Linked DNA regions of Homo sapiens: region 2 is linked to region 1. Evidence: chromatin contacts called from ENCODE Hi-C or POLR2A ChIA-PET data. All regions are on one chromosome and are shown on one strand. Each heading gives the region's core, a stretch centred on a gene start or an enhancer-like site at or near the end of the contact. The rest is flanking DNA. Distances are from core to core; before and after follow the strand shown.

Region 1 (7,783 bases), core at 2,377-4,876:
TGATTGACTTTTGTGTTTCTGGCCTGAGGAGGAGACCAAGTCAGGACCCTTTGAGGAGAAGGTTATCCAAGTCCACCGTGATCCCTGTAGGTCAGCAGACATAGCTCTGGTTGCTGGGGGTAGCCAGAAACACTGGATCATCACCACAGAAAACTTGCAGGCTGGAGATACAATCCTGAACTCCAACCACATAGGCCAAATGGCAGTTGCTGCTCAGGAAGGGGATGCACATCCACTTGGGGCTCTGCCTGTGGGAACCCTCATCAACAACATGGAAATTGAGCCAGGCCGGGGTGCCCAGTATATCCAAGCTGCAGGGACGTGTAGTGTGCTACTGTGGAAGGTGAATGGCACAACCGTTATCCAGCTGCCCTCTAAGAGGCAGATGCAGGTGCTGGAAACATGCATAGCAACAGTAGGCTGAGTATCCAACACTGATCATAACAAACAGGTCACTGGCAGGGCAGGTCACAACCGTTGGCTGGGCAAGAGGCCTTCCAGTGGGCTACAGCACCACAAGGGGTGCTGGGCTGGCCGAAAGATTTGGCCACTACCCTTCATGAAGAGTTATGTGAAGCTGCCTTCTGATGCTGCCCAAAGCTGATATCCCTGTATTGTAATAATGTGCCCCCCTCCCCTGAAAAAAAAAAAAAGAGCACTAGCAGGTTCTTGAGCAGCTGGAACTCTTAGAAACTTGCTGTTTTACCCCAAGTTTCCAGTATGAGTATAGTGATTAGATTCTCCTTCTTCTCATCTTTTCTCTTTCACTGGCCCTCAAGGCACTTAAAATAAAGCCATTAATATTTCATGGTAAACCTTTGTTTTTATCATGCTCACTTCAGCAGCACATATACTAAAATTGGAATAGTACAGAGAAGATTAGTATGGATGACATGCAAATTCGTGAAGTGTTATATTTTTAAAAGAATGAAATGCTGTCACTTACAGCAACATGGAGAAACCTGGAGGGCAATATGTTAAGTGAAATAAGCCAGGCACAGAAAGACAAACACCACATACTCTCATTCATTTTTGAAATCTAAAAAGTTGTTCTCGTTGAAGTGGAGAGGAGAATAGTAGTTACCAGAGGATGGGGAGGGTAGGAAGGAGAGAGAGATGATGAGAGTGATGGTCAACGTGTACACATTTACAGTTAGATAGGAGGAATAAGTTCTCATGTTCTTTTGCATACTAGACTGGAGATGACAATAAAATAGCTAAAAGAGAGGTTTTTGAACATTCTTATCACAAAGAAGTGATAAATGTTAAAAGTGATGGCCATGTTAATTACCCTGATTTGGTCATTACACAATGCATACATGTGCAATCAAAATATTACATTGTATCCCATAAATATATATAATTAGTATGCATCAATTAAAATTTATGCATAATTAGTATGCATCAATTAAAATTTATGCATAATTACTATGCATAAATTAAAACTTTTAAAAAAAACTAGTTTTTTATACTATTGAAAACATAGTTCTATGCATTTTCTAAAATGCCACCTATGCCCTTCCTATTCAGAGCCTCTTGGCTTTAACACATACTGGCCAACTTGGGACCACAGAGGAGGAGCTAAAACATGAGGGATTGGTTTAGGAGGTAAGGGGAGACCCAACATTCATGGCTCTGGGCTTCGGTCATTTGTTCTCTTGTTGGACTTTTTAAAAATAATTTCAACTTTTATTTTAAATTCAGGGTGTTTATGCGCAGGTTTATTACATGGGTATATTGCATGATGCTGAGGTTTGAGGTATGATTGATCCCATCATCTAGGTACTGTACATAGTTCCCAATAGTTAGTTTTTCAAAATTTATCCCCCTCCCTCTCTAGTGGTCCTCAGTGTCTAATAGTAAACATTTGCTACGTCTAAGATTACATGTTAATGATACCGGAGATTACACATGTGCAAGAGGCATAGCTAATGCTTCAAACAGTATAGAGATGGGAATAATTTATATAAAACAGAGAATCTGGGATAAAATCTATGTACTTATATTATAAATTTGGGATTTTTCCCTAAGGAGATGATATTTGAAGTTTTACAAGAGGCATTCATTCATTTAGTCATCAAAAATTTGTTAAGCACCTATGTAATAAACACTTCTAGGTGCTATAATAATAAAATATGAGTGAATGGCAATGGGGAGTTATTTGTTAATGACTCTAGAGTTTCAGTTTTATAAGATAAAGAGTTCTGGAGATGGATGGTGATGGTGGTTGCACAACAATATAACTGTTGGCTTTTTTTTGTTTGTTTTGTTTTTGAGATGGAGTCTCACTCTGTTGCCCAGGCTGGAGTGCAGTGGCGTGATCTCGATCTCGGCTCACTGCAACCTCTGCCTCCTGGGTTCAAGCGATTCTTGTACCCTAGCCTCCTGAGTAGCTGTGATTACAGGCACCTGCCACCACACCTGGCTCTTTTTTTTTTTTTTTTTGTATTTTTAGTAGAGATGGGGTTTCACCATGTTAGCAGGCTGGTTTCAATCTCCTGACCTCAAGTGATCCTCCTACCTCGGCCTCCCAAAGTGCTAGGATTACAGGCATGAGCCACCGCACCCAGCCATAACTGTTCTTAATACCATTGAACTGTACATTAAAAATAGTTAAGATAGTATATCTTATATTATGTATATTTAAGCACAATAAAAATTGAAAACAAAACAATAACAAAATAGATAAATGAATAAATAATTTAAAAAAACATGAGGAAACAAAAAAAGACCTTTGCCCTCTATGGAGCTCATAATCTAGCACGGGGCAATAGACACTACATATTATATTATTTATACATTAGAAGGTCATAAGTGCTAGAGGAAAGGTAGGGGGATTAGGCATCTCTAGGTTAGTTGCTGTTTTAAAAAGAATTGTCAGAGTAGGCCTCTTACTCTTTGATCAAAGACATGGAGATGATGGAATTAGCTACATAAATATCTGGGTTCCAAAGCAGTGAGAACATCCAGTGCAAAAATCCTTAGGTAGGAGCATGCCTGGCACGTTCTAGGGATGTCAAGGAGGCCAGTGTGGCTGGGACAGGGTGGGGGCAGAGAGAGATAGGTAGGAGTTGAGGTTACAGTGGTAAAGGGAAGTCAGATCATATGGGTTCTTGAGATCGTTGGAAGGACTTTGGTTTCTACTCTGAGAGAAATGGGAACCATTGCAAAGTTTTAAAAAGGAGAACGGATGATGTGACATATTTTAAAAGGATAATTATTTACAGAGAGAATAGACTCAAGTGAAGAAGCAGGGTACCTGCTTAGGAGGCTGTTGTATTAGTCTTTGGGTGAAAGATGGTGGTGGCTTGGACTAGAGCAGTAGCAGTATTCGTGGTGGGAAATGGTCAGATTTTTACATATTTTAAAGGTAGCGCCAACAGAATTTCCTAAAGGATTAGAGGTAGGGTGGAAAAAAGAAAAGTCAAGGATGACTCTAAAGTTTTTGACTTGAGCACCTGGACTGTTGGAATGACATCATGGGAGAGGCTTTGAGTGAGCAGTTTTTTTAGGGGGAAGATCAGGAGTTCAGTTTTGAACACATTGAGTAAACTCTGTTATTACAATTTGGTTTTTTAAGTTGCACAAGTGAGGGCCATGGAAAATATGAGTCAACGGTATAGTATCTTTCACATAGTATTGGCTCAGAGTAGGCGTGTCCTTTAGATGTGGAAGAAAAAAGAGGATGTAAGATTGTAAGAGCTCTGTTGCTGACTCATGTTTTTCATGACTGTCACTTGTGCAACTTAAGAAAATTAACTGTAATCATAACAGCTAACAATATTGAGCTGTTACTATGAACAAATAGATGACATGTTAACTTATGCTAATGTGTGTAATTGAAGGAAATGTTAAATTGCAGTTAGAGGGTAGTGAGATTCCCATCCAAGTTCATGGAATCTGTCTTCTGTCCTTGGACTCCAGATTGAGAACCCTGCAGTGATTTTTAGTTTACAAATACCCCTGGGCCTAGATTGTTATCCTCACAGCAGTCTTAAGGAATAGGTCAGTGAGGTTATCCCTTTCATACTCGGAAGTCGGGAGTGGCTTGCCCAAGATAAAAACATGAATTCAACTTCCAGGTTCTCTGACTTCAATGCCAACAATTTCTCAATATTCCCTGCCACCCAACTTTCACTGATCATTTAAAAACTTACAAAAATGTTAGAATAGTACAGTACAATGAACACAGCATACTTTTAACCTATTTCACTAACTGATTATTGTGCCACATTTGATTTATGTCCTTACAAACACACACATACACATACACACAAACACACACGGGAGTTTTTTAGTGACTTTTTAAAAAGTAAATTGCAGGAATTCTGTCACATCCAAGTATGTTTAACCTGCATCCCTTAAGAATAAGAGCATTCTAGAGAACCCATAAATAAAGTCACACACCTACAACCATCTGATCTTGGACAAAACTGTCCAAAATAAGCAATGAGGAAAGGACTTCCTATTCAATAAATGGTGCTGGGATAGCTAGCTAGCAATATGCAAAGGAATAAAACTGGATACCTACCTTTCACCATATACAAAAATTAATTCAAGGTTGATTAAAGCTTTAAATGTAAGACCTCAAACTATTAGAATCCTAGAAGAAAACATAGGAAACACTATTCTGGCCACTGACCTTGGGAAAAAATTTATGATTAAGCAATTGCAGCATAAACAAAAATGGACAAATGAGACCTAATTAAACTAAAGAGTTTCTGTACAGCAAAACAAAAACAAAATAAAAACTATAAACAGAGTAAACAGACAACTCACAGAATGAGAGAAAATATTTGCAAACTCTGCATCCAACAAAGGTCTAATATCTAGTATCTATAAGAAATTTAAATAACTCAGTAAGCCAAAAACAAATAACCACATTAAAAAGGGGTCAAAAGACAGAATGGACGCTTCCCAAAAGAAGACACACAATTGGTCAACAAACATGAAAAAGTGCTCCACATCATTAATCAGAAGAAATGTAAACCAAAACCACAATGAGATATCATCTCACACTAGTCAGAATGGCTATTATTAAAAAGTCAAAAAACAATAGATGCCAGTGAGGCTGCAGAGAAAAGAGAACACTTATACACTGTTGGTGGGAATGTAAATTAGTTCAGCCACTGTAGAAAGGAGTTTGGAGATTTCTCAAAGAACTTAAAAAAGAACTACCACTTGACCCAGCAATCCTATTACTGGGTATATATCCAAAAGAAAATAAATTGTTCTACCAAAAATACACATGGAGTTGTATGTTTATCATAGCACTATTTATAATAGCAAAGTCATAGAATCAACCTAGGTGCCCATCAGTGGTGGACTGGATAAAACACTATGTGTGTGTGTGTGTGTGTGTATATATATATGTATATATATGTATATATAAATACGTATATGTGTATATATATATGTATATATATGTATATATAAATACGTATATATGTATATATGTATATAGAAATACGTATGTATGTGTGTGTATATATGAATATGTGTGTGTGTGTGTATATATATATATATATATATTTTCAAGATGAAGCCTCGTACTGTTACCCGGGCTGGAGTGCAGTGGCACAATCTTGGCTCACTGCAACCTCTGCCTCCTGGGTTCAAGAGATTCTCCTGCCTCAGCCTCCCAAGTAGCTAGGATTACAGATGCCCGTCACCACACCCAGCTAATTTTTTGTATTTTTAGTAGAGATGGGATTTCACCATGTTGGCCAGGCTGGTCTCGAACTCCTTACGTCGTGATTTGCCCACCTTGGCTCCCAAAGTGCTGGGATTACAGGCATGAGCCACCACACCCAGCCAGAAAATATTACATATATATATGTACATATATATACACACACACACACATACACACACACGTATATATGTATATATGCCATATATGTATACCCACACATACCATGGAATACTATGCAACCACAAAAATAACTAAATCATGTCCTTTATAGCAATATGGATGCAGCTACAGGCCATTATCCTAAACAAATTCATGCAGAAACAGAAAACCATAAATGAGAAAGCCTATTCTCATTTATAAGTGCGAGCTAAACATTGGGTCCACATGGACATAAAGATGGCAACAATGGACACTGGGGACTACTCCGGGGGTGGAAGTTTGAAAACTTAACTACTTACTACCTGAGTGATGGGGTGAATTGTACCCCAAACCTCAGCATCACACAATTTACCCATGTAACAAACCTGCACACATACTCCCTGAATCTAAAATTAAAGTTGAAATTTGCTTACAAAATGATTAAGGATATTCTCCTAAAAAACACATCTTTTCGTACCTAAAAAAACACATCTTTTCGTACCTAAAAAAACTAATAATAATAATCCAAACCATCACCTAATATAACCTCTATATTTAAATTTCCATAACTGTCACCAAATGTCACTTATAGCTGTATTGTTTTTCTTTGTAGCAACCAGTCTAGGATTATGTATAGCATTTGAGTTTGAGATCTTTCATCTCTTTTTACAGAATAGTTTCCCACTCTTTTTTTTTTTTTTTTTTTGCTTTTCATGCTATTATTTTTTTCTGAAGAGTCTAGGTCACTTGTAATAAAAAGTGTTCCAAATTTTGTATTTGTTTAATTGTTTTCTCATAGTTAGATTTAGGTTAAAGTATTTCTGGCAGAAAGAGTACACAGGTGAATGACAGGTTGCTCCATTGTCGGTGATACTGAGTTTAGTCACTTGATTAGGATAGTTACTGCCAGACTTCTTCATTGTAAAGGTAAACTTTCTACTTTTTAATTGATAAGCTATCTGTGGAGCAATACTTTGAGTTCAAGGTTTTAGCATCCGTTGATGATCCTTGACTGAATTAATTACTACACTGGAGAGTACAGAATTCTCGTTTTCTCCCTATACTGCCTGTAGACTAGGAATCTTCTGCTCCTAAAGCTGTACTTCTAGTGTTCTGAAACCAGTGTGCTCCACTGTGGATACCACCATGCAGTGGTAGAAGGAGCAAGAGGTGAGTCATGGAATCAGATAGCAGATAAAATGGCAGATCAGGTACTAGAGATGCTGGGCATGGCATATTATTGAGAAGCAAAAGAGCTAGTTTGGTGATACTAAAGTTTCAATTCTGTATTTTTTGGGTGGTCACACTTTGTATTTTCCATTCGTTAGCTAACTTTCCTTTCAAAATAGTGTTTTTGGGGGGGAAGGGAAAATAATTAAACACATTTGATATAAATCTATTTTTAATCCCTTTATTATAGTTTTCTGTTCTCTTTGCATTTTTCCTCTTGTTTTCTCTTCTCTTCTTTTCTCTCTTTAGAGCCCTTTCTTCTTTTTAAAATATCTGCTCAAAATTTAACTATGAATTTTCTGTTTTCTCAATTTACCTCTTCCAATTGATCAGACTGTAATTTTTCTTCTAGTTGATTGGTGCTTTTCGCTCTTCTAGGTAGGATGAGGGCTTCAGAAATTATATGGCAACTTTTAATTCTCACATGTGATGCCCTAGGCTCAACTCTTCATGTAATAAAACACCTTATTTTAGAAAATATTCATTTAAAAAGATATTACAACATATTCTCAAACAAACTTTGATGAGTTTAGTTGTCTCAGCACTACTCTGGCTATTTTAAAGTACATTATTTTGTTAACCACACCCTTTCACCTTTTATAAAGCTGAAAAATAGGAAGCGTTTTTTTCTTTTCATTTTTTGTCTTGGTAGTTTGTAACCACATTTTTTGCACTGTGGTTTCATGTAAGCGGTTGTTGATAATCAACTGATGAGTGTTG
Region 2 (7,783 bases), core at 1,852-4,351, 35 kb before region 1:
GGTGATAGGATGAGGAGGTGGAACCTTTTAGGAGATAAGGCAGAGCTCACACAAATGGAATTAGTACCCTTTTAAAATATAGTAGACCCAGGGAAATTATTCTGCCCCTTCTACCATGTAAGGACACAGCTATAAGGCACTATCTATGATACCTGGAAGTGAGACCTCACCAGACACCAAAACTGCCTCCACCTGGATCTTTCACTTCCCAGCCTCCAGAACTGTGAGAAGTAAGTTTCTATTGTTTATGAGCTACCCAGTCTATGGTACTTTGTTGTAGGAGCCCAAATGGACCATGACACCACATAAAGCCAGAATCCTGCTTTATAGCCAGTGGTATGCTGGTACTACTTCCTACCAACTTACCTAGCTCAGGAAGTGTCACAAAAGCATCAGGGAATCTCATCTTCTTCCCAAGACTTTGGGAAAGAGGTACCAAAAACAAAAGACATAAAATAAATCTACCCTAGTCACATCACTGAGAAACTTCATGACATTAAAAGACAAAGAGAAGTCTTAGCAGCAACCAGACAGGATAAAACAAACAAAAACAATTTAGCATGACAGCCACCTTTGTATTGGCAATTGTAGATAGGCCAAGAGAAAAAGGAATAACATCTTTAAAGTTCTTAGGGAAATAACTGATATGGTTTGGCTGTGTCCCCACCCAAATCTCATCTTGCATTGTAACTCCCGCAATTCCCACATGTCCTGGGAGGAACCCTGTAGGAGGTAATTGAATCATGGGGGCAGGTCTTTCCTGTACTGTTGTTGTGATAGTGAATGGGTCTCATGAGATCTGATGGTTTTAAAAAACGGCAGTTTCTCTGCAAAGGCCCTCTCTTTCAGTGCCGCCATCCACATAAGATTAACTTGCTCCTCCTTGCCTTCCACCATGATTGTGAGGCCTCCCCAGCCATGTGGAACTGTAAGTCCAATAAACCTCTTTGTGTTGTAAATTGCCCAGTCTTGGGTATGTCTTTATCAGCAGCGTGAAAATGGACTAATACAATAACTCTCCCAGAATGTATACTGAGGTAAAATATCATAGGAGTGAAGATGAATGTAACGTTTTCAGAAAAACACTAGGAACATACTTCTCACAAACCAAAAGAGCAGAGTTCCCATCCCAGCACTTTGGGAGGCCGAGGTGGGTGGATCACCTGAGGTCAGGAGTTTGAGACCAGCCTGCCCAACATGGCGAAACCCCATCTCTACTAAAAATACAAAAAATCAGCCAGGCGTAGTGGTGCATACCTGTAATCCCAGCTACTTGGGAGGCTGAGGCAGAAGAATCACGTGAACCTGGGAGGTGGAGGTTGCAGTGAGCCAAGATCATGCCACTGCATTCCAGCCTGGGCGACGAGCAAAATTCCATCTCAAAAAAAAAAAAAAAAAAAAAAAAGCAGAGTTCCCAAGAAAGTCACTCCTTTCATAAACATTTGAAGTTTCTGCGTACCCTGTTGGATGTCTGCATAGGCACAGATGTGTTGACATATCTGTTTTTAACTTAGGAGAGTAAAGAGAAATGGAGAGGGGAGCCAGAGTGAGAGGAAGAGTGGAAGGAGAGTCATCTTTTTGTCCCCACCATGTGGCTTGGCATAGATGCTTAAGTTTCCTTGTAAGACAGCTTGGAATGAAGCTGCCAGCCAGGTGAGAGCACCTATCAGGAGACTACAGGGTGCAGCTCCAGAGAAGAGAGTTACAATGAGGAACAAGAGGTTGGTAAGAAGCCTATCTCATATGATAGGAGACAGCAGTACAAGGCCTTGCTGAGCTCTTCCAGAAACTCCCACATAGACCCACTAAAAAGTCAGTGTTTGGTTGCCTGCCACATTAAAAGTATTGACAGGCCGGGCGCGGTGGCTCACGCCTGTAATCCCAGCACTTTGGGAGGCCGAGGCGGGCGGATCACGAGGTCAGGAGATCGAGACCATCCCGGCTAAAACGGTGAAACCCCGTCTCTACTAAAAATACAAAAAATTAGCCGGGCGTAGTGGCGGGCGCCTGTAGTCCCAGCTACTTGGGAGGCTGAGGCAGGAGAATGGCGTGAACCCGGGAGGCGGAGCTTGCAGTGAGCCGAGATCCCGCCACTGCACTCCAGCCTGGGCGACAGAGCGAGACTCCGTCTCAAAAAAAAAAAAAAAGTATTGACAGCCAGAGGGGATTTCGATAGAGTCTAGCCAAGCAAAGGGACTGCCCTTGTCTTCTCCACCCTCCGTGCCCTCAACACTGGAAGAGCCACAGCTTCCAGAAGGGAAAGGGGAGGGGAGTAAAATGCAGATACTGAGTGAGCACTCTCCAATCCTCAATACACACAGACAGTGATGGGGGAGAGAACCTTTTACTCAGATAGAGATTTAAGATTTTAACAGTAGTAGATTAAAATTTCATTGATAGGCAGTAGAAGGCTTTGCTGGCCTCATCTAAAAACTCCCAGAAGAGTTCAAAGGTCCCAGAAAGTTAAAGGCTCTGCTTCAGATGTTGTTGAGGAACAGGTGTGGAGTATTCATTGGCTCATGGTTGAAATCAGTTGTTCAAGAAAAATACCTCATTGAGCTGAGCTTGAGGCCCTAACCAAATAGGTAGGCAAATGAAATCAGAGTAGGAATAAACACGAGTGAATTGGAAGACATGAAGCAGTTACAGATCACAGATACACGAAACACAGCTTAGGTAGCTTTCCAGAAAGAGGGCTGATGTGACAGGTAAGGACGTACTTGAGGTAGAGACAGGGCGGGAGAATCAATTTTAAAATTTTATATATAAAACTGCTGAATGATTAACACCATGAAAACCTGGCAATGAGCTATGTCTGGTCAGATGCACCTTCCTATTTCTACTCTCAAGACCTACAAATGCTGATTTCTTCATGACATTTCTTTATGGTAATGATGGAGAAATTTCTGGAGACAACTTGTCACAGAATTAAGTTGTCCAACTTACTCTCCCCATCGGGCTATTGTGAATTTCCTGGTTCCCGACCACCTGCCGGGTTCTGACCATTTACTTCCTTTCCTCTTTTGGAGCCGGTATCCTCCAGGTCCACATTGTTTGCCCTGAACTCCAATAACTACCTTCTTATTCTTCTTGCTTGCCCAATTGCTGGCCCAATGATTAGACTTACTTCTCATATCTATTTATACTCACTTCTGCTTACTTGTTGCTTAGTTTCTGACCTCACTGGCTCGTCTTGAACTTTGTTTATGCCTGTTTCTGAAAAAAGAAAAAGTCCTGATGACTGATTCCCTTACCTTGTCAAAATTCTCAACTCTGCTGAATTTCTGGCTTTTCCAGTTCCAAATTCTAGCCAATTTGTAATGCTTGGCTATCCTTTATCACAATCACAGCATTAAGAGTTGACTGTATTTTTCTATTATCGGTTTCATTTCTTATTTTATTCAACTAATTTGTTTTTTAAAAAGTACACATTTCTCAAATGCCTTCTTTCAATGTAAGCTATAGAAAGTCACTCTACTGTCAAACACAAAGTTTACCAAGCAAAATTGCTTTTCCCAATACAGTCTTGTTTATAGGACTTCAAGAACACTTCTACCTAAATAATCTATCACAAAGAATGAAGATTTAATCATTTTGATTTGGTCATAATAAGTTCTCTTTGGGCTGTTACTGATATAAATACATAACTTCTGTATTTGTGTTAACGTTTTGGAGGGTGGCCCTAGTCTAACTAAAAATCATGTTTTTAGTTCTTTGATTTTCTTACATATATATATATTTTTTTAAGACGCAATCGGGGCTCACTGCAACCTCCATCTCCCAGGTTCAAGTGATTCTCCTGCCTCAGCCTCTCGAGTAGCTTGGACTACAGGTGCACACCACCTTGCCCAGCTAATTTTTGTAGTTTTAGTAGGGACGGGGTTTCACCATATTGGCCAGGATGGTCTCCATCTCTTGACCTCATGATCCACCTGCCTTGGCCTCCCAAAGTGCTGGGATTACAGGCGTGAGCCACCATGCCCAACCTATATATTGTTTTAATGCTTGCTTTGCATACATGTTTACATTTAAATTTTGCATCACTTTCCAACAGTGATATAAATTCTCATTATCCTTAATCATTCCTTTTTGTGTCTCTAAAAATGAAGTGTTGGGCACTTAATATCCTCGTATTTTTCTTAGTTCTGTGTCTTAGACATTTCTTCCAGATTTTTAGAACCTTTTCCATTACTATTATAAATAGAAAAATACTAAGATGCCTCCCTCATTTAACTCTTTTGTTTTTAATCTCCAAGAATTCAAATGGTAAAACTAGGTATATTATATAAATGTGTATATATTCTTTGTTTTTTTTCGCATTGGACATTTATCGTTAAGTTTTTAAATATTAGGTATAGATAATTATCTGTATGTATGTATGTGTGTTTTTTTTATAATTCAAACAATACAGATATATATAGTGTAAAAAGTGAAAGATCCCTGTAATCATACCCCAGCATAACCAGGGTAAAAAGTTGTTATTTTTCCAAAGTGGTTCTTGCTGTGGGGACATACAAGGAAATAGAGGATACAGCATAGAGTGTCTGGACTTAGGGAACATATACATCTAGTGGTGCTGACAAGTGAAACAGCAAGAGAGAGAAGTCCAAAGAAAAACATAAAAATGTGACAGTGTAATACATGCTGTATCAATTCATCCTGAAGGAATTCAAGTTAATTGGAAAGAATATTATGAGAAAGATAAATCTGAAACTTAGCTTTGAGAAGGAGGCAACATAATGTTAGAAAGAGCCTGAGCTTTGATATAAGGATTCCAACTCCATTTCTGAAATTTATCAGCTGTGTGATCTTGGGCAAGTTCCTTAACTGCTCTGATTTTTTAGTTCCTGCCTGTATAAAATGAGGATAAACTTCTAAGGTTCTTGTGAGGTTGAAATTAATGTAGTTTTTCATGATAGATACTCAGTAAATGGGTGTTTAAATTCATTATTTACCCACATAATCTGCCACATTTGATATTGTCTTAATATTCTCTAGTGTGTATAAAAATAATATAATGTACTGAAAAATGTAGAAAACATAGTTATAATTTATACAGCCTCAAAGGGAATTTTTATATAATTATATAGCCTCAAAGGGAATTTTTAAATTTTATCCATATTCATCATTTAAAAGGAGATTTAAAAAATTTAAAGAATTTTGAAATAGTAAAGAAATTGAGATTTAGGCTCTATCGATGTGACATATATTAGTCAAACTAAAAAGTCAGATAACGTTTTTTATCTTATAGGATCCTTCAGTGTCTAAAAGATTGCCACACTTTGTTATGTTAGGGTCAAATCAATGACTATACAGGCACGGCAAGAAAACTAACAAGTGTTTCTGAGTAATGATTATGTTCTTCCCTGAAAACAAAGACAAGCAATTCTTTAAGAAAGCTTAAAACGGCCATTGAACTCTGAACCAAAGCCCAATAACGAATATCAAGCTACCTCCTCAACAAGAAATGTTATCCCAGCAGTGCAGCTGTGAGCTAATTAAACAGCCCAGATCGTTGTGCTAAACTTTAGTACTGCATTTACAGAATTAATTCAGAGGACATGTTATTAAACTCTGGGGTTTATCAGAAGAAGGCAGCCTCTTTTTTTTGAGCAGCATTTAAAAAATTAACATACTGGATAAGCTGCTTATTATAGATGGAGCCTATGACATCCTTCATGTACATGCAAAAACTAAGCAATGAATTTCTAAGCAAAATAATGAAGCTATTGCACTCTGAGACCAAAATGTAAAAATAGTACTTTAGATATCCTGAGAGCACTTTCAAAAAAAATTATATTCTATATGGTTATTTCTAAAGTCCTGAAAGACATACTGATGATGACTAATATGCTAGAATCTAGCATATATATATATATATATAATATATATGTGTGTGTGTGTGTGTGTGTGTGTGTGTGTGAGAGAGAGAGAGACAGAGAGAGAGAAATATGTAGCAATTCTATATTTAATTAACTTGGAAATCAGTCATAACTGGCATGTGTAAGACAAGAATATTTTAAATTATTGTGAAGTATAATACTTTCCCTCTTAATTAGTCTTAATAAAACTTGGACTTTAAAATTTATATCTAGAAATCTAAATCATAAACAAAATTCCTACTTTATTGTAAATGCTGATGGCTGTCATTATTTAAGTTATTATGCATAGGCAATAATGGTAGGAATAAGATATGGAGACATTTATGACTGGAAACTTTGTGGAGGGCATAAAATATGTTACATTATTTTAATTTTGTTGATGTAGTGGACTCAAGAAGATAAAACAAATCAGTGAATTCTTTACAATCCTAGTCACTCATCTTTAAAACAGGGAGAGCAACACTTATCTTACATTATTTTCAGTACTGCAACAAAATAAGATAGCAGTTTTTGAATAGTTCAATAATTCTAATACTTGTAAAGTAACAGATAAAAATAAGAGAGTCCTGAAATAAAGCAGCATACCTACAACCATCTGCTCTTTGACAAAGTAGAGAAAAACAAGCAACAGAGAAAAGATTCCCTATTCAATAAATGATACTGGCAACACAAAAAGAAAACTTAAGGCCAATATCCTTGATGAATATCAATGCAAAAATCTTCACCAAAATACTGGCAAACTAAATCCAGCAGCACATCAAAAAGTGTGTCTACCACAATCAAGTAGGCCTTATTTCTGGGATGTAAGTTTGGTTCAACATATGCAAATCAATAAATGTGATTCATCACATAAACATAAGACAAAAGCCACATGATCACCTCAATAGATGCTGAAAAGCTTTTTATAAAATTCAGCACCCATTTATGTTAAAAACTCTCAATAAACTACGTATGAAGGAACATACCTGAAAATAAAAAGAACCGTCTATGACAAACCCACATCTAACATCATACTGCATGGGCAAAAGCTGGAAATGTTCCATTGAAAACTGGCACAAGACAAGGATGCCCTCTCTCACCACTCCTATTCAACACAGTTTTGAAAGTCCTGGCCAGAGCAATCAGTCAAGAGAAAGAAATAAATGGCATCCAAAAAGGAAAAGAAGTCAAACTATTTTTATTTCCAGCTGACATAATTCTGTATCTAGAAAACTCCATAGTCTCAGCTCAAAAGCTACTTAAGCTGATAAACAACTTCAGTGAAATCTCAGGATACAAAATCAATGTACAAAAGTCACTAGCATTCCTATACACCAGCAACAGTCAAGCTGAAAGCCAAATCAGGAACACAATCTCATTCACAATTGTCACAAAAAGAATAAAATACCTAGGAATACAGCTAACAGGGAGGTGAAAGATCTCTGCAAGGAGAACTAGAAAACATTGCTCAAAGATTGATTCAGAGATGACACAGACAAATGGAAAAATATTCCATACTCATGGATAGAAAGAATGCATATCATTAAAATGGCCATACTGCCCAAAGCAATTTATAGATTCAGTGCTATTACTATCAAACTACTAATGATAGTCTTCACAGAACCAGAAAAATCTATTTTAGAATTCATATGGAACCAAAATAGAGCTCAAATAGCAAAGGCAATTCTAAGCAAAAGGAAGAAAACTGGAAGCATTATGCTACCCAACTTCAAACTATACCACAGAGCTTCAGGAACCAAAACAGCATGGTACAGATACAAAAACAGGCCCACAGACAAATGAAATGGAATAGAGAGCCCAGACAGAAGGCTGCACACTTACCACCCATCTAATCTTTGACAACACTGACAAAAACAGGCAATGGGGAAAAGACTCAGGACTCCTTATTCAATAAAGGGTAC

Evidence for each region. A loop is a pair of places that touch in the nucleus more often than their neighbours do. ChIA-PET counts read pairs that join two places held with the same protein, here RNA polymerase II (POLR2A). Pooled maps may share reads with other maps.
Region 2: a map of CD4-positive, alpha-beta T cell shows a loop between it and region 1 (2.0-fold over the local background). The contact joins two enhancer-like sites. A Hi-C loop is called at or near these places in 11 of 168 maps with a recorded cell type or tissue (CD4-positive, alpha-beta T cell, CD8-positive, alpha-beta T cell, GM12878 and 8 more), 11 of 37 single-sample maps with no recorded cell type and 10 of 50 pooled maps. POLR2A ChIA-PET finds 5 or more read pairs at or near these places in 7 of 52 experiments (AG04450, CD4-positive, alpha-beta memory T cell, GM12878 and 4 more).

Annotation. Positions count from the first base shown.
Region 1 is chr12:89,753,230-89,761,012 of GRCh38, forward strand. The region is part of intron 2 of LOC107984543 (a long non-coding RNA gene); the gene reads left to right. It also overlaps the pseudogene MRPL2P1 and the pseudogene RNU6-148P. Among named protein-coding and RNA genes, the nearest start is that of ATP2B1-AS1, 48 kb to the left of the region's middle. Within about 2 kb of position 3,627, at least 7 of the 41 ENCODE cell types and tissues checked have a DNase peak (open chromatin) inside an H3K27ac peak, as active enhancers do.
Region 2 is chr12:89,718,655-89,726,437 of GRCh38, forward strand. All of the region lies in intron 2 of LOC107984543 (a long non-coding RNA gene), which reads left to right. Among named protein-coding and RNA genes, the nearest start is that of ATP2B1-AS1, 14 kb to the left of the region's middle. Within about 2 kb of position 3,102, at least 3 of the 41 ENCODE cell types and tissues checked have a DNase peak (open chromatin) inside an H3K27ac peak, as active enhancers do.